2 separate regions of the Homo sapiens genome follow, and region 1 is linked to region 2. The links are chromatin loops, found by intact Hi-C in ENCODE. Cell type or tissue: heart left ventricle. All regions are shown on one strand. Links, peaks and the distances in the headings refer to the core of each region. The heading gives the core; the rest is flanking DNA.

Evidence for each region. A loop is a pair of places that touch in the nucleus more often than their neighbours do. Peaks named below come from ENCODE experiments on the same cell type or tissue, not always from the same donor. Only the 100,000 strongest peaks of a DNase experiment are listed, where the experiment ranks them.
Region 1: a loop joins it to region 2, with 3 times the contacts of the local background. A loop is called at or near these places in 27 of 110 quality-filtered maps.

Annotation. Positions count from the first base shown.
Region 1 is chr12:29,539,608-29,555,975 of GRCh38, forward strand. The region is part of intron 10 of TMTC1 (transmembrane O-mannosyltransferase targeting cadherins 1); the gene reads right to left. All of the region lies in intron 5 of LOC105369714 (a long non-coding RNA gene), which reads left to right. Among named protein-coding and RNA genes, the nearest start is that of OVCH1, 50 kb to the left of the region's middle. In heart left ventricle, for the core only: no CTCF peak of the experiment used is centred there; a DNase peak (open chromatin) is centred at 6,545; H3K4me3 peaks cover 883 bases.
Region 2 is chr12:30,798,005-30,814,372 of GRCh38, forward strand. LINC00941 (long intergenic non-protein coding RNA 941) reads left to right here. Exons shown (of 5, transcript NR_040245.1): 2 at 141-311; 3 at 1,909-2,017; 4 at 2,530-2,597; 5 at 3,697-4,707. Among named protein-coding and RNA genes, the nearest start is that of LINC00941, 11 kb to the left of the region's middle. In heart left ventricle, for the core only: a CTCF peak has its summit at 9,636 (motif pointing left); no DNase peak of the experiment used is centred there.

The DNA of each region.
Region 1 (16,368 bases), core at 2,714-10,713, 1.3 Mb before region 2:
GGCATCTATTCTGCAGAACCTAACAATGACCTACTCCATTGATTATCTTCACTGTACCTTACAAATCACTGCGTGTGCTTTAAAAAAGACTTTAGTGCTCTGAGGCTTGGCCTCTTAGTAGGATGCCCTCCGTATGAATATGACAATCACCCAGATTTGAGAATCATGGATAGACTCCAACCTCAATTTACAGTACTAGAGACTGAGATTCAGAGTGCTTTCATGATTTGCCCTGCTCCTAAGCAAAAACAAGGGACTAGCCCTAGGTCTTCCGCCTCTCAGCCTGGTGTTCTTCCCACACCACTTCACAGATGGCTCTTCTCTCCTTCCTATTCAACTCTGGTTCCCAGAGACACCTTCCCTGACTTGCCCAGCTCAAAGCTCCTAAAAACACTTAAGAAAACGAAGAACATATGTATACATATGTATCACCTTTCTGATATTTCAGTTTTTTTTTCTATCATCATAGGAAAAATATGGTAGGAAAATGCTACCTAGAAGCCCCATTCTGACATCTATATTTTTCTTCTCTGAGATCCTAGTGAAGCACGTGTGGGGAACCTACTGCTGCCTCTTGCGAGGGGGGATCCAGGTCCATCTAACAGTGAATGTGCCATGCAGACAAGTTTTTTAAGCTGCATATTTCACAATAGTTGTTTCCTAAACATTTACTCTCTGCCAAGGACCATGCTAAGTAATTTACTCTAATTCTCATTCAGCATTATAAATTTGGCATAATTATCTCCCTTTCAAAGATTTAGACAAAAATACTGACCACCATCATCCCAAATGAATAGAAAACTAAGGTTTAGAGAGCTCAAGTGATTTGTCCCCAGTCACACAGCTTCGATAACACCTGGACTCTAATTTAGAACTTCAAATCTAGACCGTTCCATTGAGGCCACACTTGGCATTTCTGTGTTCACTCGCTGAAATGTTATACAATTTATCTGTGACCACCAGGTTTTAAGTTCCTTCACAGGTGGGACCTACATCTTACTAATGTTACTTTTTTTTCCCCAATTCAGAAAAGTGACTTGCACAGAGTAGAAATTCAATAATTGCTGCATTCGTTTAAAAAAAAAAAATCACCGTAGTTTTGGCCAGGCATCGTGGCTCACGCCTGTATGTAATCCCAGCACTTTCGGAGGCCGAGGCAGGTGGATCATGAGGTCAGAGGAGTTCGAGACCAGCCTGGCCAAGATAGTGAAACCCTGTCTCTACTAAAAATACAAAAATTAGCCAGGCACAGTGGCGGGCGCCTGTAGTCCCAGCTACTTGGGAGGCTGAGGCAGGAGAATGGCGTGAACCTGGGAGGCGGAGCTTGCAGTGAGCCGAGATCACGCCACTGCACTCCAGCCTGGGCGACAGAGTGAGACTCTGTCTCAAAAAAAAATAAAAACAAACAAACAAACAAAAAGCCATAGTTTTACTCTTTATTTCTAGATCTTTGTAAATCTCCTTAAATGTTTTCCAATATTTGAATAAAATTTGACAAAAGGTGACAATATGATTCCCCCATGTTACATTTTGTTTCTACAGTTCTTTAAGTATTATAGACGTGATCCTAAGGAAGACAGAAGCAGCCCAAGCCTAACTTAGAATCATAAGAAAATCACAGGCACCGCATCCACGTTTTGAAAATCTGTTCCTTACCAAGCACACTGCTAAGCCGCCTATCCACCTTACCACTATATGGTAGTTAAAAGCACAGACTTAAAAACCAGAAGGACTGGCGTCTCACTCTACATCTACCACTTACTAGCTGTGTTTCCTTAGGCAAATTATCTGACCCCCATGCATCTCAGGCACTTGGTAGGTACTGTCTATGTTTTGGCTTTTATTATTAACTCATTTAATGTTTCTAAAAATCACCCATTGAAACCTATTCTTTTCTTAATTTTTAAAACCAAGGAGAATGTGCCATTTTTGATATAGTCTCTCCTAAATAATATCCTTCCACATTTCAAACCATTCATAAAAAGCTTGGGTTACACATCAGAGAAATTTTTCTTTGTTTCTGATACCACAATAGTTTTTCACTGTTGCTTTTTTTTTTTTTTTTTTTTGAGACAGAGTCTTGCTCTGTCGCCCAGGCTGGAGTGCAGTGGAGCAATCTCAGCTCACTGCAACCTCCGCCTCCCAGGTTCAAGCAATTCTCCTGCCTCAGTCACCCAAGTAGCTGGGATTACAGGCACACACCACCACGCCCAGCTAACTTTTGTATTTTTAGGAGAGACGGTGTTTCACCATGTTGGCCAGGATGATCTCAATCTCTTGACCTCGTGATCCGCCTGCCTCGGCCTCCCAAAGTACTGGGATTACAGGCATGAGCCACCTCACCTGGCCCCACAATAGATTTTTAATCTAATAATTATCATACCTAAATTCATAGCATTGTATTAATTTAGCCATTTAGACCGAATTGACAAGTCAATTTCAAAGGGGAAAAATATTAAAATAACTTTTCTTCTCTGAACTGACCAAGTCCATGGGTCATTTCTCTGAGTTATATTGAAAGGCCAGAGTTAACTAGCCCATAATTGGTGAAAAATAGATAAAATCGAACATCAGTATATATCCTGTCCAATCAGGCACAGACACACTTTGATTTTGGAGTCACAGAAAACTCTGAATCCCTTTAAGAACTCATGTGATACTAAAGACACCAAGAACAACAAGGACTCTCAGAGCTTCTGGTAGAGGGTTCAACCGGCACTGATGGAACTCTTGGGGATCCCTGCATAGGTAAAAAGTGCAGGTAAGCGTAAAACTGCTCCAGAATTTGGCAATATTATTGCCCTGCAGCATCTGGAATTTCCTTAACTGCTAAACAGCATCACCAGCTGACGACTGATAATAATCCTCCGTGATCTAAAATATTTTGTCTTTACTTCTCTCTTAAATCAACACTTCTGAAATTCTGGTGCGTAAAACTCTCCAGGTGTTTGGTAAAGTGCAGAATGCCAGGACTGATAAGATTCAGCAGGTCTTGGTGGGGCCCAGGAATCATTAGGATTCTAAGCCTCTCAGGTGATTCTGCTTAGCATGGATCAATTGATCCTGCAGAGGAGGCTAAATATAATAGGATGCTGAAAGCTAAAAAGACAGGATAAAGAAGACTTCCCTGGGACAATCTGACCAAAAGAGAAAGGTGGCACTGGCTGGTTAATTTGCCCCATGAAAGATACTCCTGGATACCAGGAAATGTGGCAGGATGGGGTTGGGCAGAGTAGAACTCTGGGGTAATACTGCAATGAAAAGAGGCAGTTTTCTCTCTCATAGGGGCTGTATTGTGAATATCCTTGATTGCATATCCAAGTCTTAGCTCCTGTGTTATCCATCATAACAAAAATAAAAATCTCCTAATATTTTGCAGCAAAACTCAACTCTCTCATGTTTCCCCCGGGAGCTTCCAAAAGGCTAAAAAATTCCCGAGAATGTGTTCCTGGGACCAGTGACATCATCATTAATTTCATAAGAGAAACATTAAGTAGAAATTAGATCTTGTTTAGAATGTACGAATTTTGCCATTAAACACTTGTAGTTTCACAGGGAATTTTCCCTTTGGTTACACAGCATTGGGACTGTTTTTCCTGTGTGTTAAGTAAAAACATTTGCATCGTGTCACTTTCATGGCTCCATGTCAGTGACAGATATTTAGCAAAAGCAAACAAGGTTTCGCCACATTTTTCTTTTAGTAATTAAGTACTGGGTAAGTTTGTCAATTTAGAGAACTTTTTGGATTCCTGTCTAAAGTCTCATGACATATTCATTTAAACTGAAAGTAGATGCTTGCTTTGAAAAAGTATTGACATTTGGGGAGAACGTAGGAAATGCCAGTAACAGAAATAAATGGATTTGGCGACCCTCTTGGTGGCAGTAAAATTTCCCATTAACCACAGTGTGAACTTGGAATGCTGGGCAGACCTCTTAATTACTATTCCTTTGTCGGGGTGTCTGTTGTTGTTGGATTCAAAATTGATGTTCCCAACAAATGAAAAAGATCATGGTTTTTTTTGGCATACTGACTTTACCAGCTCTTCTAAAAAACTGAATTGTGAAAGTCAAATTGTAAACGTCTGACTGAGATGATCTTTACAGAGCACACATGTTTCTGTAGCTCTACTATCTTTCCTGTACAGAAAGAAAAGAAAATCAGATTATATTCTATGTAGCTTCCTTTAGATTCAAGTTTACTGAGCACACCTGGGAAATGTAATGGAAATATAGCATCTAGTTTACTAGGGGTTCACCCTAATTTTTCTGCTTGACTTTCTACAGAAGCCACGTGGAACTGTGTGGAGGACACAGATTCATATTATGTGGTTAAAAGAATTTTAAAAAATATTTTCGCCAGGTGCAGTGGCTCATGCCTGTAATCTCAATACTTTGGGAGGCCAAGGTGGGCAGATCACCTGAGGTCAGGAGTTTGAGACCAGCCTGGCCAACATGGTGAAACCCCATCTCTACTAAAAATACAAAAATTAGCTGGGCGTGGTGGTGGCGCCTGTAATCCCAGCTACTCGGGAGGCTGAGGCAGGAGAATCACTTGAACCCAGAGGCAGAGGTTGCAGTGAGCTGAGATCATGCCACTGCACTCCAGCCTGGGCAACAGAAGCAAAACTCCATCTCAAAAAAAAAAAAAAAAGTCAATTCACAGTCAAACTCATTAGACAGAGTGGCGCAAAAGTGGCACTGGCCTAACAGTTAACATTCAGAGAATAGGCCACTTGCCTCCCTCCCACCCCCCATCCTACCCTTCTCCCACCTGGAAACTGAGAAATGGTAAGATGGAGTCACAGGGCAGCAGAAATGGAGATGCAGCTCACACACACACCTCACACTGGGGATGGCACAGAGTAGGTCCTGAGGAAATGTTAGTCCTGAGTTCCTCTCCTTTGTTTCTTTGGAACGACTCTTGGTGTCTATCGTCATCCAGATGAGGTCACTGCTCTGCACCCAGGCAGTGGAACACCTGCCCCACTGTGCCTTCCTCTGCATCTGCAGGGCTGGTTCTGCGCATGGGGGCGGGCTGGGATAAACTAGTCCCAAGCCAGTTTCACTTCAAAGTGTATGCAAATATATATGCTAAATCCTTTCAAGATTAAGGGAAAGTGTAAAACAATGCTCCCAGGTAGGGACCTAAAAGGGAAGGCAGCTGAGAATAACTTAATTTAGTCAGGATTCATTTGCCCCATAGCTAAAAGGATGCTTTGATGATGCAGTTTAATGCGTGTTCCTGGGTTTAGGCTCAGGCTTGGGGTGGTCTAAATCTCAGCTCTGCCCTCACCAGTTGAATGATGTGTTAGATGCTTCATCTCTAGGAGCCCCAGTGGCCAAAGAGAAATGTGCTTATTATTAAATAATCTCTACCTCTCTAGGTTCCTGTAAGAGTGGAGTAAAAGAACATGAGTGATATGCTTAGCCGAGTGTCTGGCACATAGTAGGAGGCAATAAATGCTAACTCCACTTGCTCCTTTCTCCTCTCCAGCAAGATTCCCAGCTCAAATTTCTACCAGAAGCCTCACAGATGGGTTTTTTTTTTTCAGCAGAGGCAGGATGCTATTACAATGCAAGTACTTCCTCTGGAGAGAAAAGGGACTTTCAAGTTCTTCTCTGGTCTTCTTTTTCTTTTACTTCTCAGTTAAAAGACCAGAAACCTGTAGTTGTAGTTAAAACCACAGATTCTTGCAGCTGGATAATTCTATGAGATCACTTGTTCTCACCCTTTGTTTTAAAGAGATGGAGGCCGGGCACAATGGCTCACGCCTATAATCCCAGCATTTTGGGAGGCTGAGGAAGACGGATCATTTGAGGTCAGGAGTTCGAGACCAGCCTGGCTAACATGGTGAAACCCTGTCTCTATTAAAAATACAAAAATTAGCCAAGCATAGTGGCTCATGCCTGTAGTCCCAGCTACTCAGGAGGCTGAGGCAGGAGAATCACTAAAACCTGGAGGTTGCAGTGAGCTGAGATCAGCCCACTGCACTCCAGTCTGGGCAACAGAGCAAGACTCTGTCACACACACACACACACACACACACACACACACACACACACACACACGGATAGAAACTAAGCCTCAGCAAAGTTTAAATTTCCCCGAGCTGTTCAACTGCAGGGGTAGAAAATGCATTATCTACTTCTGATTCATTGCATATTTTATACCAAGGACCTGAGTTTCAAATTGAAAGTGAGAAATTATGTCCCTGGGCTGATGATAATTAATAATAGTTAAAGCTTATTTCATCTTCATTGGGTAATAGGGCCTATGTTGAGGACTTACACGCATTATTGTATTTAGTACTCATGAAAGATGTAGTTACTAGTATTATTTGCACTTTATACACGAGCAGTTGGAGGCACTGCAAGGTAAAATCCTTTTCCCAAGGTCACATGTAATTTTGCAGTAGAACTGAGACTCAAACTCACTAAGCTCTCCCAGCTGCTAGTCTTGAGGAGAACACACAGGAGGTGGTAGTGAGGCAGCATGATGTGGCAGAAAGCACTGGCATCAGTTTCCTGGCCCTGGGCTCTCTCCTCACGTGATTCTCAGTCTGTAATGGGAGAGTGATGGGCTTGTCCTAGACAACTGGTGTGGGCAGGCTCATGAGACATGAGAAGTGCTGAGCAGAGTGCCATTTAAGTGCCAGTTACTGTTGTCCCTGTCACTTGCAGGAGGAGGGTGGCCAGAAAGCTGAGGGAAGAGAGCCCTGCTATGCTGGCCGGCAGACAAGAGGCAAGGCATGAAAACACCAAACTAAGGGAACTGGGCCCTATATCAGGAGGGTACAAATGGGAGGGAGGTTGGCAGAATTGCTAAGGAGTCACCAAGAAGGGAAGGGGCCTTATTTCATGCTTCCTGGGACAGACCCTGCAGGCCACAGACAGGGGTGGAACATGCATATTCCTCTTTCTGTCCTTCCTATTTCTCTTCCTGGCCTACACAGAGCATTTTTAGATTTAAAAGCCTTTTGATTATGTCTAACAGCCTATATGCCAAATTTAATTGTCTGGGTAAAGTTGATCTCCTACTGGGCTTTAGAAAAAATGTTCAGGCACTTGGTACCCTAAAGTAAGACAAATGTATGCAGAAAGAAATTTTCAATGATTATCCACATTTCTCTTATTCTTTTAATTGAATCAGACTAGTCCCAGCTACTCGGGAGGCTGAGGCAGGAGGATCGCTTCAGCCCAGGAGTTTGGAAGTTTGAAGCTGTTGTGTGCTATGATCGCACCTGTGAATAGCCACTGAACTCCAGCCTGGGCAACATAGTGAGTCCTTTTCTCTTAAAAAAAAAATTCCTCTTTCACCTTGAGTTATTCCAAAAATTATTCCTTTTTCACCTATATCTTGAGTCATCCCAAGTCTTTCAGGCAGCACAGGAGCTCAAGGGGACAAGATAACAAAGGATTCCGGGAAAGATTGTAAAGGGTGAATGGGGTGGGAAAATGATTTTCAGGACAAGGGAGACTACTGAAACTCTTGCACTTGACAAAGCAGTCTGGCCTGTTTAATTATCCTCTGTTAGAAATATTTATGCAATGAAGGAAAATGATGACATTCCAACTCCTTCAAGAGAATGTAAACAAAAACCAGGGGATTCCTCAAAGCTTGCTCCCACCCAGCACTTCCTGGGCAGCTCTGTCTTCAGGTCTCCGCGGTGTTTACTGCAGTCATTACAAAAGGAAAAGGAAAGATTGAGAGAAGATTCCTTGCAAAGCACATGATGGATTTAAAACAACGCAACCTCAACTCATTAGTAATCACAGTATAAATGAGTGGAGTTGCAGTAGGGGAGAGGGACTCACAAAAATAGTTTAATCATTAGCAATCTGTTTACATACAAACAACTGCCAAATCTTGAGTAAGTACATAGACATTCTCGTTATTTCCCAGTAACTTAATTTTGGACAGCCACTGACCATGAAATGATAAAAATGTAAATGAAACCACATTTTAAATGAACTAGGAAAGTTCTCTATTTAAAACCTCAGTCACAGTCTCTAAAATGTAACCTGGCAGGTTAGTATTTCTCATACATTGACAAATGGCCAATCTGGCTGGGGTCTGGGTTTACACAATATGGGAGAGGAGTGAAGAATAAGGAGGAAAGTGGCAGGATTATGGAAAGCCCTGAATGCTAAGACATTTGGACTCTATGTGTGTACGCAATGGATATGAAGTGAATTTCTTAGCTGTCCCTAAATTTATAGGAAGGGTCGAAGAAGAGCAGATGTTGGATTTGGAAGAGCAAAATAATGCACTGTGATAGAAGCAATGAAATAAAGAGCTTCAAAATCAGAAGGAGATCAACAGTGTCATATTCTTCACTGCAGAGAAACTAAGGGAGTAAAAGCTGGCAGAGCAGTGAATGCACTAGACAGCTGTGTGAACAGGTGCAAAGGAGAAGCACCAGGCGCTAACCATTCTTCTTGCCAATTTGATCAAAAGCAAAGAGTGAAGACAACAACTGGAGGGAGCGCCTCAACTGAGAAAGATTCCCTAGGGGGATCTGGGGCATGCTGAAGTTGTGGACTGGAGAGAATTTGAAGACCTAAGAGAGAGCCTGTGGTAATAGAAGAGGAGAGAAATAGAATCAGGAACACATGTGGATTCTACATTAATGACCACTAATGGCTAAAACACAGCACCAAATGTTCAAAAGGATATGGAGCAAATGAATCTTTCCCCATTGCTGATGGAGTGAAAAATGGCACAATTATTTTGGAGAACTGTTTGTCAATTGATATGGTTTGGCTGTGTCCCCACCCAAATCTCATCTTGAATTGCAGCTCCCATAATCCCCACATGTTGTGAGAGGGACCCGGTGGGAAGTAATTGGATCATGGGGGCAGGTTTTCCCCATGTTGTTGCCCTGATAGTGAATAAGTCTCATGGAGATCTGATGGTTTTATAAAGTACAGTTCCCCTGCACACACTCTCTTGCCTGCTGCCATGTAAGATGTGTCTTTGCTCCTGCTTCACCTTGCACCATAATGGTGAGGCCTCCCCAACCATGTGAAACTGTGAATCCATTAAACCTCTTTTTCTTCATAAATTACCCAGTCTCAGGTATGTCTTTATTAGCAATATGAGAACAGACTAATACAGTAATTTCTGAAAACATTAAAGAAACACCCAAATTCTACACCTATATTTATATATTTATATATTACATATAAATATATAAGTATAAAGGTTATATATTGCTTGATTATATCACTTATCTAAAATATATAATATATAAATATATAAATTATATAAAATTAATATACAATATATAATTATTAATATATTTATTTACATATTATATAATATGTAAATAATATATAATATGTATGACATATTTAAATAAATTAAATATATAAATTAAATTAAATATATAAATTATATATTATATATTATATGTTATATATTTATATATTATTTATATAAATAAATATATATTTACCCAAGAAAAATGAACATACAAAGATTGGGAAGTGAATATTCACAACAGCTTTATTCGTAATAACCCATACCTGTAAACAAACAAGTATCCACCCACAGTAAATGGATAAACAAATTATCTAAGATTAATTTCAATAGAATACTACTCAGCAATAAAAAGTAATATGTAACAACATGGATAAGACTAAAAAATTGTGCTAAATGAAAATATCCAGATGCCAAAAATACATACCAAATTATCACTTTAAAATAAAGTTCTAGGCCAAACTAACTTATCGTAAAAAAAATAAAATCAGAACAGTGATTGCCTCAGGGGAGGTGGAAACTTACTGGAAGGAGGTATGGAAGGTCTTTCTGGGGTGATGGAAATTGTCTACGTTATTTTGGGAATAATTATAAGAGCACATAAAATTGTCAAAACTCATTGCACTGAAGACTTAAGATTTGTGCATTTTAATACATGTTAGTTATGCCTCAATTTAAAAAAAAACACACAAACACAGGTATAAACACTAGCCTCATGAAGGAGGCAAGATATTAATAAGGCTTTCTTCTATGGGAGAGCAAAGCAAGCAGGAGTCTACGAACATGCAGGAAATTTTGAGATAGAAAGAAAGGAAACTGTAATATTTCACCTTGAATGACCTGAATATTCTAAGTAAAAGTAAGGGATGAGGTTGTCTTCTGGGTGTGTGTACAGGGCACTGAGGAGGGGAACAGAGGATGTATGCATTAGGGAAACAGGAGATAACATAAAAGACCATAAGGAATGAATTTTCAACAGCTCTTACCCCTAATCATGGTTTTGTTTTCCATGTAGGGATCCCATTCAACTCAGATTTGTATTTTTTTCCTCTATCATTTGATAGATTGGATGACAGTCTAGAGTCCTACATTCTCTACAGGAGTGAAAATTGTTTCTTGGGGTGGGGATGATGGTGGTGAAAAATAATCATAGACATTACAATGGTTTTGGGTCTTTCCAAGCTCAATCCTATGTAACAAATCTTATTCTTGAGTGTTTAATTGGGGAGAAAGCTGATAAGAAAAAATATCTAAAAAAGCTCCTTAAAAGAGGTGAGTATGATAATGAAAAAAAAAATTGAGAAATATTGGTCTAGGGAAAGCAAAATACAGGTAGTGAAGTAACTTGGGTTGGCCTTGTCAGGCAGGTAAATGTTGGTAAAAGTGTGAAAGAGTCTAAGTTGATGTCACGTGCATTACTGAAATACATCAGATAAATTAGAGATAGGGTTATAAATTATGAATGCAAAAATCAGGGAGAAGAGAGGTTCTAACAGTGATCAAGTGCAGGGCCGGCAGGAAAGAGGGAGCAGGAGAATAGCACCTGTCACGGAAGCTATGCTGATGCTTAGGTCTTAATAGAAGGCAACTGAGCAGACAGAGGAGCGAGGAGGTGGCAGGTCATAATCATGATCCCTTTAAAGTGTCAGCGGGAATGAGAGAGTGGGGAAAAGGGAAGGGAGGACAGAGGTAAGAGTTTAAGCTCAAAGAGGAGCATTTCGGAGTTCAAATGCTAGAGAATGACAAAGTCTGCATAATTAAAAAGCCAGTGGCCAGGCCATGTTGGTAAATGCTAAGGTAGAGCATAAATGGGGGGCCCTGAAGGGACAGAAGCACAGGAACTTGGTGATGGATCTTCTTGCTGAAGAGCGCAGCATAGTTTGGTGAGCAATGGAGAGTCACTGCCCTGGTGCTCAAGTCCCTGAGGATGATGGAAGAAGGTACAAGAAGTTGTGAAATGGCAGGGATGAGGATGGTGTTATGAGATGCTGGACTGGGCTTTAAAAGAGCAGGGAGATTGCATCACTGCACTCCAGCCTGGGGGAGAGAGTGGGACTCCATCTCAAAAAAAAAAAAAAAAAAAAAAAAAAAAAAAAAAAAAAGAGCAGGGAGACAGAGCTAGAGAGAAACAAACATGATTTGGACAAAGATGAAGGGGAGCAAGTGTAATGGGATTGGGACTAGAAGTAACTAAAGGTGGAGGGAACAGGTCACTACCACAGGGGTGCAGAGTGGGGGATAGAATTTCATGCTAAGAGGAGGATGCAGAAAATGCTCATCTGAAGCTGGTATACTAATGTGGTAGTAAGGGTGTTAAAAAGTTTTCTTTATCCATGTGGCTGGCATTGTCTACTCTCCGGGGCTTCAGTTAAAAGGTAGAGAAAAACTACTATCTTGAATGTATCAACTTCCTTTTTATGAAATAAAAGTTTGTGTGGCTAGTGCCAAAGGTATTAGGAAACATATCCCTAGCACTTAAAAGATAATGGTTACCCTTATTTCTGCCTCCTAATATTTTTTAGATATTCAATTTTCTAAAGGATCAGACTAAAGTAAATCAAATATATCCTGTTATCAAATTCATCTGCTATATAGTTCAATTATTGGACATTCCATTACATTTTCCCCTGAGTTTTGATTATAAGATTTATTGTAATACCTACCTAACACTCATATTCTATTATGTGAACAAAAGGTAGTTTTGGCAATAAGGGAGGTATGACATGGTTCTTCAAGAAGTTCTTTTTATATTCCATTTCAGTAATAAACACCAACAGCTATTTTAACAGAGCATTCACAGAAATATTTTTCCCATATCCTGAATTTAAATATTCTATTATATTCTGTTGAGCCATCAGGGACTTCCGCTCTGTTCATCCATAAAAAGTTCATGCTAATCTTGCCTATTTTCTTTCTTCTTTTTTTTTTTTTTTTGACATTTTAAATTCTAACCAAAGCCAACAAGAATTAATATAAATTAAGAATGCTGGCATGGAAAGCTGCTTCTTATCAACCTCTCACACTGTAAATGTGCTGCACAGCATCATGACATATTAGCTGCAAAGTCCAGTGAAATGGTCATAAAAGGGGCCAGATATATTTGGATAACACTCAGTGAAGTCTGCTGCTATGAATGGGTCTGAAGCCGTCTGTCATATAATTCCAAGAATTCAAATGAGTTGCTATAAGATTGCCTTGGATGCTCTGATAGAGTCACGTCTTATTTAGAGCTTCTGGCCTGGACAAAGACTCATATTTCTTTCGAAGTCAAGGTTATTAATAAACATCTGTGTTGTACAATATAGTAGCCACAAATTACATGTGGCTACTGAACACTTGAAATATGGCTGTCCTGAGATGTGCTGTAAGTGTAAAGCACACATTGCATTCCAAATATTTCATTTAAAAAAAAAAGAATGCACACCATCTCAGTAATATTTTCAATTTCTCACATTAAATTTTAAAAATTATGTTTTAATATTAATCACATGCTAAAATAATTTGAATACATTAGGGTTAAATAAATATTATTAAAAATAATTTCACTTTTTAAAATGTTTTAAAATCTGGCTACCTAAAAAAATGTAAATTACATGTATGGCTCTCATTTCTACTGGGCAGTGATGCTGCAGGCTGTAGCCCAGTTTTCAGGTGGGCCACAAGGAGGCAGTAGAGTGCGGTGGTTAGGGGCAGAAGGGCTAGAGCAGGTCTAGGTTCCATTCTGTGTCTTCTATTTCCTTACTAAAGGACTTTGGCATGTTACTTATTTTCTCCAAATCTTAGTTTCCTTATTAATCAAACAGGAATAATGATAGTGCTTCCTCTCAGGGATTATCAAATATAAACTGTTCACATCTAAAGAGATAACTTGGATTCTCAGAATGAGCATTAAGTTCCAGGTTATAAAGAAGGATACAATTTTTTAAAGTTAACTCAATAACTCAAAAGTTAACTCAATGGAGAAATCAATATTGTGTACATCTTAAAGTGAATAAATAGTAAAACAGATTAAGTCAAATCAAATTGAAAGTGTTTTTATCCTCTTCTTGCCTTTGACCCATTGCTATGGCTCAGAAATGTATTAAGGTAAGCAGAAATAAAGCTCAGTTATCTAAGTGCTATTTTCTGGGTCATCTCTCTCTGTTACTTAGCAACATAACTTCAGGGTGATGGAAATCAAATTTGCTGTTTCTTTAAGAGAGATGCAGGGTGGTCCTTTCTCCCAAAAGGCAATTGCATGCCATTAAACAGTCTAATATTATGTAATGTTTGGATTGGAAAGCTATTTGGGCACGTGGGTAATGGAAAGTGAACAGGAAAAGGAGTTCAAGGGTAGGGATTCAATCCTGGCTCTGCCATGGCCTGAGCCAAGGTCACATAAAACCTCTGAACTTTGGTTTCCTCACCGGTAAAATGGGGATGAGGAAGGCAATATATCTCCTAATAGATCGTTTTAAAGATTAAATAATGAATATTAAAAGAAACTTATCTGTAAACTGGAAAGCTTTTCAGAGTTAGCTCTTATCATTATTTTAATCTACTGAATTCTATGACTGACCTATGCTGAGATACAGCCACTTGGCTCTATGGTGTAACAGGCAAGAGGAGGTAAACAAGGATAACTTGTTTGGACCTCTGTTAACTTCTTAGGAGCTTGTTTTCTCTTCTTTCCTATTCACTGTAAAGACTCATTGTAAGGGCATCATGAAAAAAAAGGCACTCAGGAAACAGTAAAGTCTTATACAAATGTAAAGCATTGTTGTTGATTTGGATCATCATCAAGAATTGATTTTTACTGAAAAAGAGAAGGGGTAAAAAATCCTGTGTTGGTTACCCAATAACTCCTCTTACTGTGAAAAGTAGCCATTGCCAAGTTCCAAAATGCATTTTTAACTCACATGTACTAATTTAAGATGTTAGCAGTGATAAGATGAAAATTGAAAAAGGAAAGTTAGAGCATCCATCTTTTGCTCAGGTCTTAGCAAAATGAAACTTATAAGAATATCTGCCATTATTTTCAATTAGAGCCAAATTCAGCACCATATTATGATCATAACTGTAGAATAGCATTCCTAACAAGAAACGCCATTTTGTAGCCAAGCCTTTATATTTGGCTTCTATGGGTAAAATACTCATCTATATGATTTTTGAATGTAGCGCTATATAATCCAGGTACCCCAAAAGACATTTACAGGATTTTATATAACCAGTACGTTATTTGGGCTCTTAAGGAGGACATATACAGATGCAACAATGACTTATTAAAACACAAATCCTTAGAACTTCACATAAAGAAATACGTGCTCATAAAAGTAGCAGAGTGAAATAACAACATGATAATGATCTGTATCTAGCTATCTACAATAAGTAGATCTAATTTTTGTCACACTGTTTGATTTGCTATTTTTAAAAAGAGCCTCTTAGAACTAAAATATTTTTTCCACCACAGTTGTACACTTGTCTTCATTATCAGTTGTTTTTCCTTTCTTGTTTTTTTTTTAATACACAATTAGTTTTAATATCACTGTTAGTAGGGATTTGGGCATGGAAAAGGACTGTTGAATGTTCTTACTTTTAGCAAGACGTTAGCGAGTCTTTAGCAAGACTAAAAGTAAGAAAAAGCAGAGCAGTGTATTAAGGTGGGTCAAAGAAAATTACAAATTGTAGACTTAACGATAATTAAAACCTATATTGTGCTATACATATGCAAAGAAGCAGGCCAGACACAGTGTCTCATGCCTATAATCCCGGTACTTTGGGAGGCTGAGGCAGATGGATTGTTTTAGCCCAGGAGTTTGAGACCGGCCTGGGTGACATGGCAAAACCCCACTTCTACAAAAAATACAAAAAGCTTAGCCAGCCATGGGGGGGCATGCCTATAGTCCCACCTACTTGAGTCTGGGAGGCAGAGGTTGCAGCGAGCCATAATAACACCACTGAACTCTAGCCTGGGTGAATGAGCAAGACTCTGTCTCAAATATATACATGAAATAAAATATACATATAAAGAAGCACACCGAATGTGTTTTATTTTCTAGTCTATATTCTCCTCAGTCTTTCAGAGGCTCCTCTTATCCCATATAGGACCAATTTATTAGTCATACAGAAAGGAATCCAATGTAAGACCTATGTTTCAGTATACTAGGATCCAAATGTTGCCAATTTATCAGCTCTAAAATTTATTCAAGAAAAATTTTACATCAATTGATTTTATATTTCACTGCTTCACAATCTATAAAGGGTTTAGGATTCAGTTCCAACATCCTTTTTTTTTTTTTTTTTTTTTGAGACAGAGTCTCACTCTGTCACCCAGGCTAGAGTACAGTGGCATGATCTCAGCTCACTGCAACCTCTGCATCTCAGGCCCAAGTGATTCTTGTGCCTCAGCCTCCAAAGCAGCCAGGATTACAGGCACAAGTCACCAGGCCCGGTAATTTTTTTTTATTTTTTATTTATTTATTTTTTTAAAATTATACTTAAGTTCTGGGATACTTGTGCAGAACATGCAGGTTTGTTACATAGTTATACATGTGTCATGGTGGTTTGCTGCACCCATCAACCCGTCATCTACATTAGGTATTTCTCCTAATGCTATCCCTCCTCTTGCCCCCTACCCCCCGACAGGCCCCAGTGTGTGATGTTCCCCTCCCTGTGTCCATGTGTTCTCATTGTTCAACTCCCAATTATGAGTGAGAACGTGTGGTGTTTGGTTTTCTGTTCCTGTGTTAGTTTGCTGAGAATGATGGTTTCCAGCTTCATCCATGTCCCTGCAAAGGACATGAACTCATCCTTTTTTATGGCTGCATAGTATTCCATGGTGTATATGTGCCACATTTTCTTTATCCAGTCTATCACTGATGGGCATTTGGGTTGGTTCCAAGTCTTTGCTATTGTGAATAGTGCTGCAATAAACATATGTGTGCATGTGTCTTTACAGTAGAATGATTTGTAATCCTTTGGGTATATACCCAGTAATGGGATTGCTGGGTCAAATGGTATTTCTGGTTCCAGATCCTTGAGGAATCACCACACTGTCTTCCACAATGGTTGAACTAACTTACACTCCCACCAACAGCAACCATGTGGATTGTCAGCATTCTGACAAG
Region 2 (16,368 bases), core at 5,514-13,513:
AGCCTTAAAGTACCTTGTTTCCATAAATAATTATGACATTAATTTTTTATCACTATGTTACTCAATTCTTTGAACCCTTTCTAAGTTATATGCCAAAAATCACATAGCCATCCGTCACTAATTTTTTTTTTTTTTTTTAGGGATGTGGTCTCATTAGGTTGCCCAAGCTGGACTTGTACTCTTGGCCTCAAGAGGTCCTTCCATCTCAGTCTCCCAAGTAGCTGGGACTACAAGCATGCACCACTACACTCAGCCAAATACTTTCAATAATTTGCCAGCTGACAACTTGATTGGGTTCTCCTTCAGGTTTGGTAAGGCAATATTTGGAACTCACCTGATTTACTATATATTACACACACACAAATGCACATATATATCGATATATAGATACATATGGTTACCCAGTGGTCAGAGTCCCCATCAGACACCAGTATTTGGGATTATTCTTTTGTCTGGTGCCTAGGGTTTTTTTTCATACCCCAGTGTTGGTGAGAGGCCTACCTTTCTTCTGAAAGTGGGAGGACAACTATGAAAAAAGCATGGGAAAGGGGATGAGCCTCCACCCACACCTGACACCTTAACAGCTGTACCTTTACAGGCAGGTCAGTTTCTGGAATAGGACATAAAATGTTGAGATTCTGAAGATTCATTCTCTTCAAGCCAGCCTCCGCAAATTTTTTCTGTAAAGTGTCAGATAGTAAATATTTCAGGCTTTGCCAGCCATATGGTCCTATCCCAACTCTTTAACTCCAACCTTGTAGCAGCCATAGACAATATGTAAACAAAAGATTATGGCTATGCTCCAATAAAACTTTAATTATGGACACTTATATTTGAATTTCATGTGTCCCCAAATATTACTTCCCTTTTGATTTTTCCCCCAACCATTAAAAAATGTAAAAACCATCTTAGCTCCCTGGGGGGTACAGAAACAGGCAGCAGCTTTCGTCCATAAGCCCTAGTGTGCTGACCTCTACCAAAGTATTCGTGTCAGCATGCCCCATGGAAAGTCTTCAGGTAACCTCAGGGAATGTGTACTCTCATTTGAAATTACTATCCTGGTTCTCAACTCTGGCTACATATTAGGATCTCACGGGGTGCTTTAAAAACTACCATTGCTGGCCAGGCGTGGTGGCTCATGCCTGTAATCCCAGCACTTTGGGAGGCCAAGGTGGGTGGATCACCTGAGGTCAGGAGTTCGAGACCAGCCCAGTCAACATGGTGAAATCCCATCTCTATTAAAAACACAAAAAATTAGCCAGGCGTGGTGGCAGGCACCTGTAGTCCCAGCTACTCGGGAGACTGAGGCAGGAGAATCACTTGAACCCAGGAGGCAGAGGCTGCAGTGAGCTGAGATCATGCCACTGCACTCCAGCCTGGGTGGCAAGTAAAACACCGTCTGAAAAAAAAAAAAAGTACCAATGCCAAAATGCTCAACCCCACTCTTTCATACTGATTCAGTTGGTCTGGAGTGGGATCTGGGCATAAGGTAGTTTTAAAAGTTTCCCAGGTGATTCTAATATGCACCCTGACCTTGGTCCAGTGTCCTAATTGCTGTAGGCTTTGCACACCTCTCAGGGCACAATGCTGCTTTGTGTTGTAGTTACTGTATTTCATCCAGTCGAAGGTGTCATGATTGTAAGATGAAGTCCCATTTTAGAAATCTTAAAATGTAAAAAATATAGGTGTCTTGGGTGAAATGTAATTTTGCCTTGTCTACAAGATTGATCCCCCCTGATGGCAAGGAGCCTGGCTTCCTCCCTCCTGTGTTGCTTTCTCACCATTCACACTTAGCTGAATGTGAGGTGTTCAGTGAATGCTTGCTGAATGCTTATCAACTTTGGGTTGCTTTGTTTATTGCATGTGCTCTGGATTCTTACTTTTCTCTTCACTTCTCTTCCCTGACAGAAGCGCCCTCGAGAAGTGTCTAAAGGAGACAGTTGATAGCCAAACAACAGTTTTGGATTCACTGACTGATTATGAAAGAAGCAGTAGACTGGTATCAAGAATCAGTCAGGTAGGAAATGGAGCACTTGGTGGTGTCTTTGGCTATGGGAAAAAGGAAATGCCCACTGATCCCATTCCTGGAAAATGGGAGAGGAGACAGAATACCCTTCACAATGAGGAAAATGGGATTAGGAATTAGTCTCTGATTGACTGATATTTGTGTCTCCATTATCTGAAATCATGCCGTTTGTTTGAATTGTTTTTTCCAATATGTGCGCTGCTGGTGTTAAGTCTGAATGAAGGAAGGGACTGGGAGTCATTTCCTAACATTGCTATGGTTTGAATGTGTCCCCTAAATTTCATGTCTTGGAAACTTAATCCCCAAATTCAAATGTTGATTGGAAGTGGAACCTTTAGGACATAATTAGGATTAGATAAGGTCATCAGTGTGGGCCCCCACCCCCATGATGGAACTGGTGGCTTTATAAGAAGAGGAAGATAAGAAGGGAAAGAAAGACCTGAGCTGACATGCACATGCTTGACCACTTGTCATGTGATGCCCTTTGCCATGTTGTGACACAGCAAGGAGGCCCTCACCAGACGCCAGTGCCATGTTCTTGGACTTCTCAGCCTCCATATTCATGAACTAAGTAAGTTTTTTTTTCTTTATAAATTATCCAGCATATAGTATTCTGTTAGGTAACAGAAGACAGACTAAGACAACCATACTCCCAGTGCCTAGATTAATACATACACTGTAGATGATTAATACATATGGTTCATATGGTTGTTTGTTTGTTTGGTTGGTTTTTGAGACAGACTCTTGCTCTGTCACCCAGGCTATAGTTAGTTCAGTGGCACAATCTCAGCTCACTGCAACCTCTGCTTCTCCAGTTCAAGTTATTTTCATGCCTCAACCATCTGAGTAGCTGGGATTACAAGTGTGCCCCACCACACCCAGCTAATTTTTGTATTTTTAGTAAAGACATGGTTTTGCCATGTTAGTCAGGCTTGTCTCAAACTCCTGGCCTCCAGTGATCCACCTGCCTCGGCCTCCCACATTGCTGGGATTACAGGTGTGAGCCATTTGCCTGGCCATAAATATGATTTGAATAAACTATTGAATAAATGTGTCAACTGAGATTTACTAAATCTCAAGCGGGGTTTCTGCGTGTGGAAAACTTTTTCACAGTAATGTGTTTTGATTTTTAGTCCCTTAAATTGAGTTGCAAAATCTAAATCCTAGTTTTTCTCAAGCTTTTAAATTCAACTTAACAAAGCTCATAAGTCCATTCATTACTCTGATAATATTTGTAGAAAATAAAAACAATCACTTTTGCTTGTTCTTTGATTCATGTGTTAACTCATAAATGTAACAGGCCAAATCCTTCTTAAATATTTAATACTACTTAGAACTTGATTAATTAAATTTCCTTAGACATCTCAAATCACATTGAAATTTTCTGTGCCTGCTTCTCTTAAACATTTCAAATGCCAACGACTAGACCTATAAATTTAACATGAAAATTATTTATAAGCCTTTAAACAATACCTCAAAAATATATACCTGAAAAATACAATGAATCAAACTGAACAAACTGCAATAGGTTATTAAAGTAACAGTCCCCAATTTGTTCACATCTTCTTGAGTAATCCTCTCCAACACTGATTCTGAGTTTTTCATTAGAATTGTTTTGGCCAATGGGACAATAGCAAATGTGACATACTGGGGCTTGTTCTCCCTTGCAGGTTTTTGGAATCCTTAGGCTTCCACGTGTGGAAAGCCTGAGCTAACCTACTGGAGGATGAGCCATCACCTGGAGCAGATTCAGGCCATCCTAGTTGAAGCCTCCCTAGGCCAAGCAACCGTCCAACTACCAGACATTGACCATTCAGCCTTGAACATTCAGCACAAAGACAAAACAGACCAGACCAGAAGAGTCCCACAGAATAGGGGAAACTATTCAGAGAAAACTTAAGCCACTAAGTTTTATGGTGTTTTGTTCTGTAGCAGAAGCATAGGCATACTGACAATACAAACCGAAATCCTTCTAACGTAGTGGACCTTTTCAGGCCAGCATTTTTTCCTTGAAAACCTGGAGCATGTATCCATCTTATAGCAGAGATCACTTTCACAATGTTTGGGCTCTTGATTTGAATTGATGATGTAATGAGCCCTCTATCCAGATTGTAACTAATTACTCTGCGAATTGACTGGATTCCACACCCTTCTAATATTTTACTTTTCCTCTTTTATCAACTCTCATTCTTGCTGCCATGATCAATGGACCAACTATGCTTATAACCACAAATTTTGATATGCTTAAACAAATGAACAAATATATTTAATAATTTCTTTTTTTTTTTTGAAATAGTATCTTGCTCTGTCACCCAGGCTGCAGTGCAGCAGCGTGATCTCAGCTCACTATAACCTCCACCTCCCGGGTTCAAGTGATTCTCCTGCCTCAGCCTCCCAAGTAGCTGGGACTACAGGCGCCCACCACCATACCTGGCTAATTTTTTGTATTTTTAGTAGAGACAGGGTTTATCCATGTTGGCCAGGCTGGTCTCAAACTCCTGACCTCAAGTGATCCTCCTGCCTCGGCCTCCCAAAGTGCTGGGATTACAGGTGTGAGCCACCATGCCCAGCCAATAATTTCCTGATATAATAAAAATGCCAATACTATACAATTAAATAGTAAAGTGATAAAAAATAGGATAACATGATAACCACTAATTAATATATACTACATAATCATCCTTTTCGTGAGTTGAAATGTTCTTTTAGCACACTTTATGGTTTATCCTTTCTGGAATACTATTATATGATCATGATTTTTCTCACACTTGTTCCAGTGAAATATACTTTTAGGTGTTTCCTTTGTATTGTTCAAACTGTAATATCTCCAGTGGAAGATTTTTTAAGCTTGTTCTTGTCTTGTCAGTGTCACCCACATAGTCATAGTCTGAAAGCATTTTGCTTTCTGGAAATAAGATATTATAGGCACCAAGTTATGGAATTATCTACTTTTCACCAAGCCTTCATTCTTTCAGTGCTGTATTAGAGACCTCATTTAGGGTTCTAAGGGTGCATATCAAATTGTTCCATGAGTCTAAAATGGATAATTCTTCTGTGGGCCATTTTTAGTGCTAGAGCTAGAAAAGTTATACTTTTAAAAGGTAAATAGCTCACAATGATTTTGCAATATAATTCCCACTTTACCCAATTATTAACTGCTGTTTGAATATAAAAATATTTTTAAACTTTTTTATTTACAACATATCTATTTAAATTCAATACAGCATTCCCAAATAAATATAGCAGAAGTGGGAGTTTCAAGTTACTAAACATGTCAGTCACAATTTATGGAGCCGATTGAAAGATGGAGAAATATTACTGTATTAGTTTCTTCTCACATTGCTATAAAGAAATATCTAAGACTGGGTAATTTAAGAAGGAAAGAGGTTTAATTGGATCATGGTTCCACAGGCCATACAGAAAGCATGATGCTGGCATTTTCTCAGCTTCTGGGGAGGCCTCAGGAAATTTACAATCATGGATGGGAAGGGGAGCAAGCACTTCACATGGCCAGAGCAGAAGGAAGAGAGAGAGGCGGAGGTGCCTCACACTTTAAAACAACCAGATCTCATGAGAACTCTATCTCTATCATGAGAACAGCACCAAAAGGGGAAATCTGCCCCCATGATCCAATCATCTCCCACCAGGCCCCACCTCCAACACTGGGGATTGTAATTGAACATGAGATTTGGGTGGGGACACAGATACAAACCATATCATTCCACTCCTGGCCCCACTCAAATCTCAAGTCCTTCTCACATTGAGAAATACAATCATGCCTTCCCAACAGTTGCTCAAAGTGTTAACTCATTCCAACATTAACTCAAAAGTCCAAAGTCTCATCTAAGACAAGACTAGTCTCTTCCATCCATAAGTCTGTAAAATCAAAAAAAAGTAAGTTACTTCCAAGATACAATGGGGATATAGGCATTTGGTAAATATTCCAACTCCAAAAGGGAGAAATCAACTAAAAGAAAGGGGCTACAGGCCCCATAAAAGTCTGAAATCCAGCAGGGCAGTCATTAAATCTTAAAGCTTCAAAATAATCTTTGACATTATGTCCCACATCCAGGGCACACTTGTGCAAGGGGTGGGCTCCCAAATCCTTGGGCAACTCTGCCCCTGTGGCTTTCCAGGGGTCAGCCCCCATGGCTGCTCTTAAGGGCTGGCATTGAGTGCTTGCAATTTTTCCAGGCACATGGTGGCAAGCTGTCAGTGGCTCTGCCATTCCAGGGTCTGGAAGATGGTGGCCTTCTTCTCAACTGCCTATCTATTAGGCAGTTCCCCAGTGGGTACTCTATGTGGGGGCTCCAACCCCACATTTCCCCTCTGCATTGCCCTAGTAGAGGTTCTCCATGAGGGCTCCACCCCTGCAGCAGGCTTTTACCTGGACATCCAAGTGTTTCCATACATCCTCTGAAATCTAGATGGAGGCTCCCAAGCCTCAATTCTTGTACTCTGTGCACCTTCAGGCTTAACACCACATGGAAGCTGCCAAAGCTTATGGCTCACACCCTCTGAAGCAGTAGCCGGAGCTGTACCTGGGCCCCTTTTAGCCATGGCATTCTCAAAGAATGTTGAGAGAGATGGCTGGAGGTGGAGTGGCTGGGATGCAGGGAGCAGTGTTCTAAGGCTACATAAGGCAGCAGGGCCCTGGGCCCAGCCAAGGAAACTATTCTTCCCTCCTAGGACTCTGGACCCGTGATGGGAGAGGCTGCTGCAAAGGTCTCTGAAATGCCTTGGAACCCTTTTCTCCATCGTCTTGTCTATCAATATTTGCCTTCCTTTTAGTTATGCAAATTTATGCAGCCTTCTTGAATTCCTCCCCAGAAAATAGGCTTCTCTTTTCTACCACATGGCTGGGCTGCAAATTTTCCAAACTTGTACTCTCTGCTTCCCTTTTAAATATAAGTTCCAGTTTCAGATCTTTTCTTTGCTCACACATATGAGTATATGTTGTTAGAAGAAGCAGCCAGACCACATCTTGAACATTTCGCTGCTTAGAAATTCCTTCTACCAGATACCCTAAATCATCTCTCTCAAATTTAAAGTTCCACAGATCCCTAGAGCAAGGGCACAATGCAGTCAGTTTCTTTACTAAATCATAGCAAAAATGACCTGTGCTCCAGTTCCCAATAAGATCCTCATCTCCATCTGATACCTCCTCAGCCTGGACTTCATTATCAGCATTTTGGTCACAATAATTTGACAAGTCTCTAGGAAGTTCTAAACTTTCCCTCATCTTCCTGTCTTTTTCTGAGCCTCCACATTCTTCCAACTTCTGCCAGTTACCCAATTCCAAAGATGCTTCCACATTTTCAGGTATCATTATAGCAACGCCCCACTCGTCAGTACCAATTTTCTGTATTAGTCTGTTCTCACATTGCTACAAATACCTGAGACTAGGTAAATTTATAAAGAAAAGAGGTTCTGCAGGTTGTATAGGAAGCATAATGGCTTCTGCTTCTAGGAAGGCCTCAGGAAACTTACAGTCATGGTGGAAGGCAAAGGAGAAGCAAGGATTTCACATGGCTGGAGCAATTACCCAAAGGGAGAATGCCACCAAATTCTACAAGTGATTAGCTTTTATTTCTAGGAGGCAAAAAACAGGTGGCTTATGCCTGTAATCTCAGCACTTTGGGAGGCCAAGGTGGGCAGATCAAAAGGTTAGGAGATTGAGATTTATGGAGCTTTTTTTGCCTAAACCACTTACCTTCTTAGCATAGGGACTTTTAAAAATTCTGATTATCAGAATATGGCTGAGAGATGTCAGAACCATTTTTCTCAAATATGAATTCTTAGCAGGAATAGAAATTGCAATTTTTTAATTTTTAATTTTAAGAGGAATTAGTGCCAGAGAGAACTATTAAGAAAGGGGTATATCCAGTCTAAGGATTATTAGGCTCAAGTCCATGAATAGGCTCTGGGAAGTTTGTAAACACTTGGAAATTATTTGCAAAATGTGTGTGTGAATGTGCTTTACCTTAGAGAGTTCATGAATTTCATTAGATTGTTGAAAGAGTTTTAGTATTAACAAAGGAAAAACAAACCACCACCATCACATAACAAAACCACAACAGTGATTTAATCTTTTCACCTAACAATAAGTAAATTGAGGCTCTGATGGCTAAATTAATAGCCTGAGGCTACACAGTCAGTGGCAGAGCCCAGGGTAAAGAGAGAACCAGCACAGCCATTGTGGGAGCCGAGGGTAAAGAGAGAGCTAGGTGTTGTACTTAGTAAATAAATCAGAAATTCCTAACTCTTAGGCTGGAGTTCTTCCTGTTATGTGAAGCCAAAGTAGGGAATCATTAGGTCCAAGAATAGGAATTACATTTATATTTTAATGAAAAGGTGCAGTAAAATTTAAAGGAAGAGAGAGGGTTGCAGATGACAGAATACAAAGAATGTTGAGAGAGATGAAGCAAGATGAGTCCATAGAATCAGAGGCTTAGAAGTAATTCCTATTTATGAAAGGGAGTGAGAACAATGTGGTGAGGTGTATAGAGCTATGTGAAAGTGCTTGTCAATAACATGGCTGCAGAATGCTGATGGTGGTAATTGAAAAGGAAGTAAAATATAAAAACATTTGCAGAATATTTCTTTTTTTTTTTCTCTTTTTCTTTTCTTTCTTTTTTTTTTTTTTTTGAGGCAGAGTCTCGCTCTGTCGCCCAGGCTGGAGTGCAATGGCGCTATCGTGGCTCATTGCAAGCTCCACCTCCCAGGTTCACGCCATTCTCCTGCCTCAGCCTCCTGAGTAGCTGGAATACAGGCACCCGCCACCACGCCCGGCTAATTTTTTGTATTTTTAGTAGAGACGGGGTTTCACCGTGTTAGCCAGGATGGTCTCGATCTGCTGACCTTGTGATCCGTCCGCCTCGGCCTCCCAAAGTGCTGGGATTTACAAGCGTGAGCCACCGCGCCCAGCCCAGAATATTTCTTAATCAAAATTTCACCAGGGGTTCCAAAATGGCAGCATAGAATCAAGCTTCTTCCACAGAAAACCAAAAACAAATATATAGCGCTGAGATTATTACCAGCAATATGTCAAACTTGAATATGAAGATGAGACAGTTCCTGGGGCCACAGAGAAGTGAAAAACTTTGAGAAGATGGTAAGAGAATCAGACTTTCGTGTCCACAATGCCTTTCCTCCCAGTCTGCTCAGCACCAAGTGTACGGAAAATTTCTCCCTGACTTATAGTTTCCACACTGGAAAAACCGAGGTTGAGGTGGACAACCAGCTTCCCCAGCATCTTGGGTTCTCTGGCAGGAGACCCATCCCTGCCTCAACCCAAGGGAAGCATCAGGAGTACCTTGAAAGGAAAACTATTCCTGAGGGCAGCCAGAGACAAAGGAGGGAAGTGAGACTGCCATCCTCAGCCCTGGAACCTCTGTAACTCAGCGAAATGAGGCACAAATCAGAGTAGCTCTTCAGCAGCACCATGCTGTAGGAGGTTCATTCAACAGGTTCGTGCTCTGGGCAGAACACCCTAGGCAGCCTTCCTGCACTACTGCGATATTTCATTTGGCATCTCCCCATTTGGGCTGGGAAGCACTCTGATCATTTACTAGAACTGTAGCAAACCTGGGCTTAAAGTGCCATCTAGTGACAAAAAGAAGGCAGTGACCTAGCAAGGAAAAAAAAGAAGTCAACAGATAAATTACAATCTGTAAGCAAACATATCCAATAAAAACCAAAACAAGCCACACCAAGAAGACTGGAATAAAGAGCTAATCCTTAAATGAAAGACATAGATGTACATCCACAAGAAACAACAGCAATCAGGGAACCATGACTTTTTCAAACAACCAAACAAGGAACCAGTGACTGATCTTAATAAGATGGCAGGCAATATGTGAACTCTCTAAGAATTTAAAATAATAGTTTTTTTTTTGTTTTTTTTTTAGGCAGAGCCTTAATCTGTCACCCAGTCTGGAGTGCAGTGGCGCAATCTTGACTCACTGCAACCCCCATCTCTCAGGTTCAAGTGATTCTTGTGCCTCAGCCTCCCAAGTAGCTGAGATTACACGCATGCACCACCACACCTGGTTAATTTTTGTATTTTTAGTAGAGATGGGGTTTCACCATCTCGCCCAGGTTCATCTCAAACTCCTGGCCTCAAGTGATCTTCCCACCTCAGACTCCCAATATGCTGGAATTATTGGCATGAGCCACCATGCCCGGCTCAAAATAATAGTTTTGAGAAAACGCAGTGACCTCCAAGATAACACAGAAAACAAATTTAGAAATTTATCAGAGAAATTTAACAAAGAGATTGAAATAATTTTTTAAAAATCAAACAGAAATCTTGGAATTGAGCAATACATTTGCTGGACTAAAAAATTAATTACAGGCCCTCAACAGCAAAATGCATTGAACAGAGGAAAGAGTCAGTGAGCTTAAAGAGAAGCTATTTAAATATTCACAGTTAGAGGACAAAGAAGAAAAAAGAAAAGAAACAGATCACCTACAAGATACAGAAAATTACCTGAAAAGACAAAATTAAACATCATTGGTATTGAAGAGAGAGTTGAGGAAGGGCGAAGTGTAGAAACCTTATTCAAAGAAATAATAGAAAACTTTCCAAAACATGAGAAAAAGATAAATATTCAGGTACAGGGAAGTAAAAGAACACCAAATATTTTTTACCCAAATAAGACTAACCTAAGGTTATATAATCTTCAAACTCTCAAAGGTCAATGACAAACAGAGGATCCTTTCTCTCTTTTAAGAGAGGATCCTAACAGCAGCAAGAGAAAAGAAACAAATAACATACAAAGGAGCTCTAATTCATCTGGCAAGAGACTTCTCAACAGAAACTGTATAGGCCAAAAAAGAGTGAGATGACACTTTCAATGTGCTGAGTGAAAAAAAGCAGACATCCAAGAATATTTTATCCAGCAAAGTTATCTTTCAGATATGAAGGAAAGATAAAGTCTTTTCCAGACAAACAAAAGCTGAGAGAATTCACCACCACCAGACTCATCTTACAAGAAATGCTAAAGGTAATTACTTATTCTGAAAGGAAAAAACATTAATGTAAATAAAGAAAACATTTGAAGATACAAAACCCATTGGTAAAATCAAGTATACGGACAAACCCAGAGTAGTCTAATACCATAACTGTGTATTTATATACTTATAAATACTTATAACCCTAGTATGAATCCAAAAGACAAACCTATTAAAAACAATAATACCTACAGCAACTTGATAAGAGACAGGCAATATAAAATAAGTAAATTGAGGCAATATAAAGTCAAAATGTGTGTTGCAGGAGTGGAGTTAAAGTGTAGAGGGTTTTTTTCCTTGTTTGCTCCTATTTTTTGTGTGACCTAAGATAAGTTGTTATCTCTTTAAATTCACATGTTACACCTATGAGATGTTTTTTGTAAGCCTGATGGTAACCACAGTACAAAAACCAACAACAGATTCACTAAAAATAACAAGTGATCAATTAAAACATACTACCAGAGAAAATAACTACAAAGAAAGACAGTAAGAAAAGGAAGAAAGAGAGGAGTTACAAAACAATCAGAAAATAAGGAAGAAAATGGCACTAATAAGTCCTACCTTTTCAGTAACAACACTGAATGTAAATGGACTCAATTCTATAATTAAAAGGCATAGAGTGGCTGAACAAATAAAGAAATAAGACCCAACTATATGCCGCCTATAAGAAACCCACTTCACCTATAGAGACACAAATCAAAGATTGCAAAGAGACAAAGAAGGTCACTACATAATGACAAAGGGGTCCATTTAGCAAGAGGATATAATAATTAGAAATATCTGTGCACTCAACACTGGAGCTTCCAAGTATATAAAACGAACATTACTATCTCTGAAGGTAGAGATAGACTACAATACAATAATAGTAGCACATTCGCCACAACCGTAGAGCAAAGAAAAAAATTTTCATCTCATGACAAGATGAGAAAACTCATTTCAATATATTCAGAAAATCTTTTTTTTTTTGAGACAGTCTCACTCTGTTGCCCAAGCTGGAGTTCAGTGGCACAATCTCGGCTCACTGCAATCTCCACCTCCCAGGTTCAAGCAATTCTCCTCCCTCAGCCTTCTGAGTAGCTGGAATTACAGGCATCCATCACCATACCTGGCTAATTTTTGTATTTTTAGTAGAGACAGGGTTTCACCATGTTGGCCAGGCTGGTCTCGAACTTCTGACCTCAGGTGATCTGCCTGCCTCAGCCTCCCAAAGTACTAGGATTACAAGTGAGCCACTGCACCTGGCCCAGAAAACATATTTGATAAAACAAAAATTTTAAAAATTTTAAAACCCATCAGGTTTATTCATAGGATTCTAAATTTTATATGAAAAAGCAAAGGACTTAAAATATCCAAGACAACCTTGGAAAGGGATAATAAAGGTGGGGCACTTACACTACTGGACTTAAGACTTATTCTGAAGTTACAGAAATCAAAACTTTACTGGAGGTACTGGGATAAAGATAAACAAGTAAGTCAATGGAATAAATAGAGAACTCCCAAACAGATGCATACCATGGCCATTTGGTTCTTGACAAGGTGCCAATGGGAAAAGAAAATTCTTTAAGAAATAGTTCTGGAACAACTAGGTATCTCTCTACAGAAATAAATGAATCTCTACCCTTGCCTCACACCATACACAAAAATTAATTCAAGTGGAGCATAGACCTAAACATAAAAGTTATAATTATAAAGTCTCCAGATGAAAACAAAAGAATATCTTTGTGAATTGGACATAGGTAAAAGTTTGTTAGGATATAAAAAGCAATAAATGATAAATGAAACCTCATAAAAATAAAAAAAAATTCTGTTCTTCAAACACACTATTAAGAAAAAAGACAAGACATAGGGAAATATTTTGCAAGACATATATCTGACAAATAACTGATAAACAGAATATATTTTAAAAAAACTCCTGACCAGGTGGGGTGGCTTACACCTGTAATCCTGGAACTTTGGGAGGCCAAAGCAGGCAGATCGCTTGAGCCCAGGAGTTCAAGGCCAGCCTGAGCAACATAGTGAGACCCCGTCTCAAAAATAAATAAATAAATAAATAAATAAATAAATAAATAAATAAATCTCCTTAACTCAATAACAAAAAGACAACCCAACTTTTAAAAATAGGCAAAACATTTCAATAGACATTTTACAAATTAATATATATGAATGACCAACAAGAACATTAAAAAGTACTTAACATCATTAATTGTTAGAAAAATACAAATTAAAACCACAATGAAAAACCACTACACACCTACCAGAATGACTAAAAATAAAAACACTGAAACACAAAATGTTGGCCAGGATTTGCAACAACCTGAACTTTCATGCACTGTTGGTGGGAATGTTAAATTGTATAGTTACTTTGAAAAGATCTACCTGTTTCTTAGGAAACTGAATATACATATACCCTGTAACCAAGCTATTACATTTTTAGGTATTTGCCCAAGAGAAATAAAAAAAAATAGTCCACAAAAAGACTTGTACAAAAATGTCTGTAGAAGCTCTATTTATAATAGCCCTGAACTGAAAACAATCCAGGTGTACATCGGTAGGAAAAACTGTGGCAAATTTATAAAGTAGTACAAACTAATGTTAGATAAAATAGCATGAATAAATCTTGAAAATGCTATTTTGGTGAAAGAAGTATAACACAAAAGAGACATACTTTATGATTCCAATTTATGAAGTTAGATCCTTGTAAAACAGGCAGAACTAATCTATGATCTTGTATTAGTCAGGGTTTTCCAGAGGGACAGAACTAATAGGGTGTGTGTGTGTGAGTTTATTAGGGAGAATTGGCTCACACAATTACAAAGCAAAGTCCCATGATAGGCTATCGGCAAGCTGGGGAAGAGAGAAGCTGGTAGTGGTTCAGTCCAAGTCCGAAAGCCTCAAACTGGAGAGGCTGACGGTGCAGTCTTCAGTCTGTGGGCAAAGGACTGAAAGACCCTGGAAAACCAATGGTGCGAGTTCCAGAGTCCAAAAGCCAAAGAACCTGGAGTTTGATGTCCAAGGGCAGGAGGAGCAGAAGAAGGCATCCAGCACGGGAGAAAGAAGGCAGCCAGAAGACTCAGCAAGCCAGCTTATCCCACCTTCTTCTGCCTGCTTTGTTCTAGCCACACTGGCAGCCGATTGGATGGTGTCCACCCACATTGAGGGTGGATCTTCCTCTCCCAGTCCACTGACTCAAATGTCAATCTCCTCTAGCAACACGCTCACAGACACATCCAGAAACAATGCTTACCAGCTATCTTGGCATCCTTCAATCCAATCAACTTGACAACTAATATTAACCATCACAGATGACAAAAAGAAAATCAGACAGTAGATGCATCTAGAGGATAAAGGATTCAGGATTGACTAGGAAGGGTTATTTGTGGAGTTGCTAGACAAAATACAAGATGCCCAGTTAAACTTGAATTTCAGATAAACAATGAGTATTTTTTTTTTTTTGAGAAAAGGTCTCACTCTGGAATGCAGTGGTGTGATCATAGCTCACTGCAGCCTCAAACTCCTGGGGTCCTGTGATCCTCCCACCTCAAGCACCCAAGTAGCTAGGACTACAAGTGTGCACCACCACAACTGGCTAATATTTCTTTTTCTTTTTTTGTAGAGACTGAGCCTTGCTATATTGCCCAGGCTGGTCTCGAACCTCTGACCACAAGCAATCCTCCTGCCATGGCCTCCCGAAGTGCTGAGATTACAGGTGTGAGCCATCATGCCCAGCTCGGCAACAAATGATTTTTTTAGGACAAGAATTTCTCATGCAGCAGTGGGGGCATACTTAAACACACACACACACACACACACACACACACACACACACACAAACACACAAAGCCATTATTTATCTGAAATTCAAATGTAACTGGGCACCTTATTATTATTTTTCCTTCTAAATCTGGCAACCCCAGACATGAGGAAACTTTCTAGAGTGATTATAATGTTTTATATATTATAGGGATTTAGGTTGCACAGGTATATATATTTGTAAAAATTCATCTAATGTTACATTAAAAATGTATGTATTTAATTGTACATAAATGTTATCTAAAAAACTATAAACAAATATTGAACTCTAGTTAATGATATGCATGCTGAAGTGCTAAGTGTAGTAATGTCTACAACTTGCTTTGAGATGCCTTAAAAAAGTAAGATGGATTAATAGGTGCATAGAGGAATGGATAAAAGGACAGATAAGTGATAGGCAAATATCATAGAATGGTAATGAGAATCTAAGTGGTAGATATATGGCTGCTCGCTGTACAATTTTTCAACTTTTCTGTTTAAAAATTTTCACAATAAAATGTTGGGGAAAACTCAAGGGAAAAAGGTTCATGATGAATAGTGCGATACCAATTTTGTAAAACGTAGGTAAATATACACAAAGGACAACAAAAGTGAAATACATTACAATGGTTAACAGTTGCTATCCAGAAAAACAATAACAACAACAAAAGAAACCTCGCAGAATCCCATCAGACAGCAAAAGGGTGAATGATCTTCTTGAAAATTAGGCAGCTACAATTTGTGTAAGAGGTTGCTTTTAAAACGTGAAGCACAGATTTGCAAGGAAAGGCATGGGTTTAAAATGTTCCATTCTATTCAACAAGCCTCATCTTGTTTTTATGTGGCTCAGGGGGTACCACCCTGGGAGTAGACCCAGCTGTTCTGTTACAATTCAGAATCTCTGAGTTGTTCAATTTCCATGTAGTTGTGTGGTGTGGATGTACCATTAATTATTTGATCAGTCCCATATGGATGGACATTGGACTGTTTCCAATATTTTCACTGCTAGTTTTCTTCTTAACTTTTTACTTTGCAGTGATTATATTCATAGGGAGTTGCAAAATAGTAGGTACAGTCCCTCGGATGAGTCACACAGCTTCCCCTAAAGGTGACATCTTCCATAACAGCAGTTACACTATCAAAACTAGGGAATTGGCATTGGTTCAATATTGTTAGACGACAGACCTTATGCAGTTCTCACAACTTTTACATGTACTTGTGTGTGTGTGGGGGTGTGGGGGTGTGTGTGCTTTCTATGCAAGTTGACCTCATGTATAGTATCTTGTAACCACCACCACCACCATCAACATAGAACTGTTTCATCACCAAGTGGAACTCCCTTGTGCTGCCCCTTTTCAGTCACATCACCCACCTGTCCCTGTCCCCCTGGTCACTGGTAATCCATTCTCCACCTCTATAGTTTTGTCATTTTGAGGATGTTATTACATGAAATTATAGTGTGTAACCTTTTATGCATTTGGCCTTTTTCACTCAGCTTCATGCTGTGAAGATCCTTCAAGTTGGTGTACATATCAATA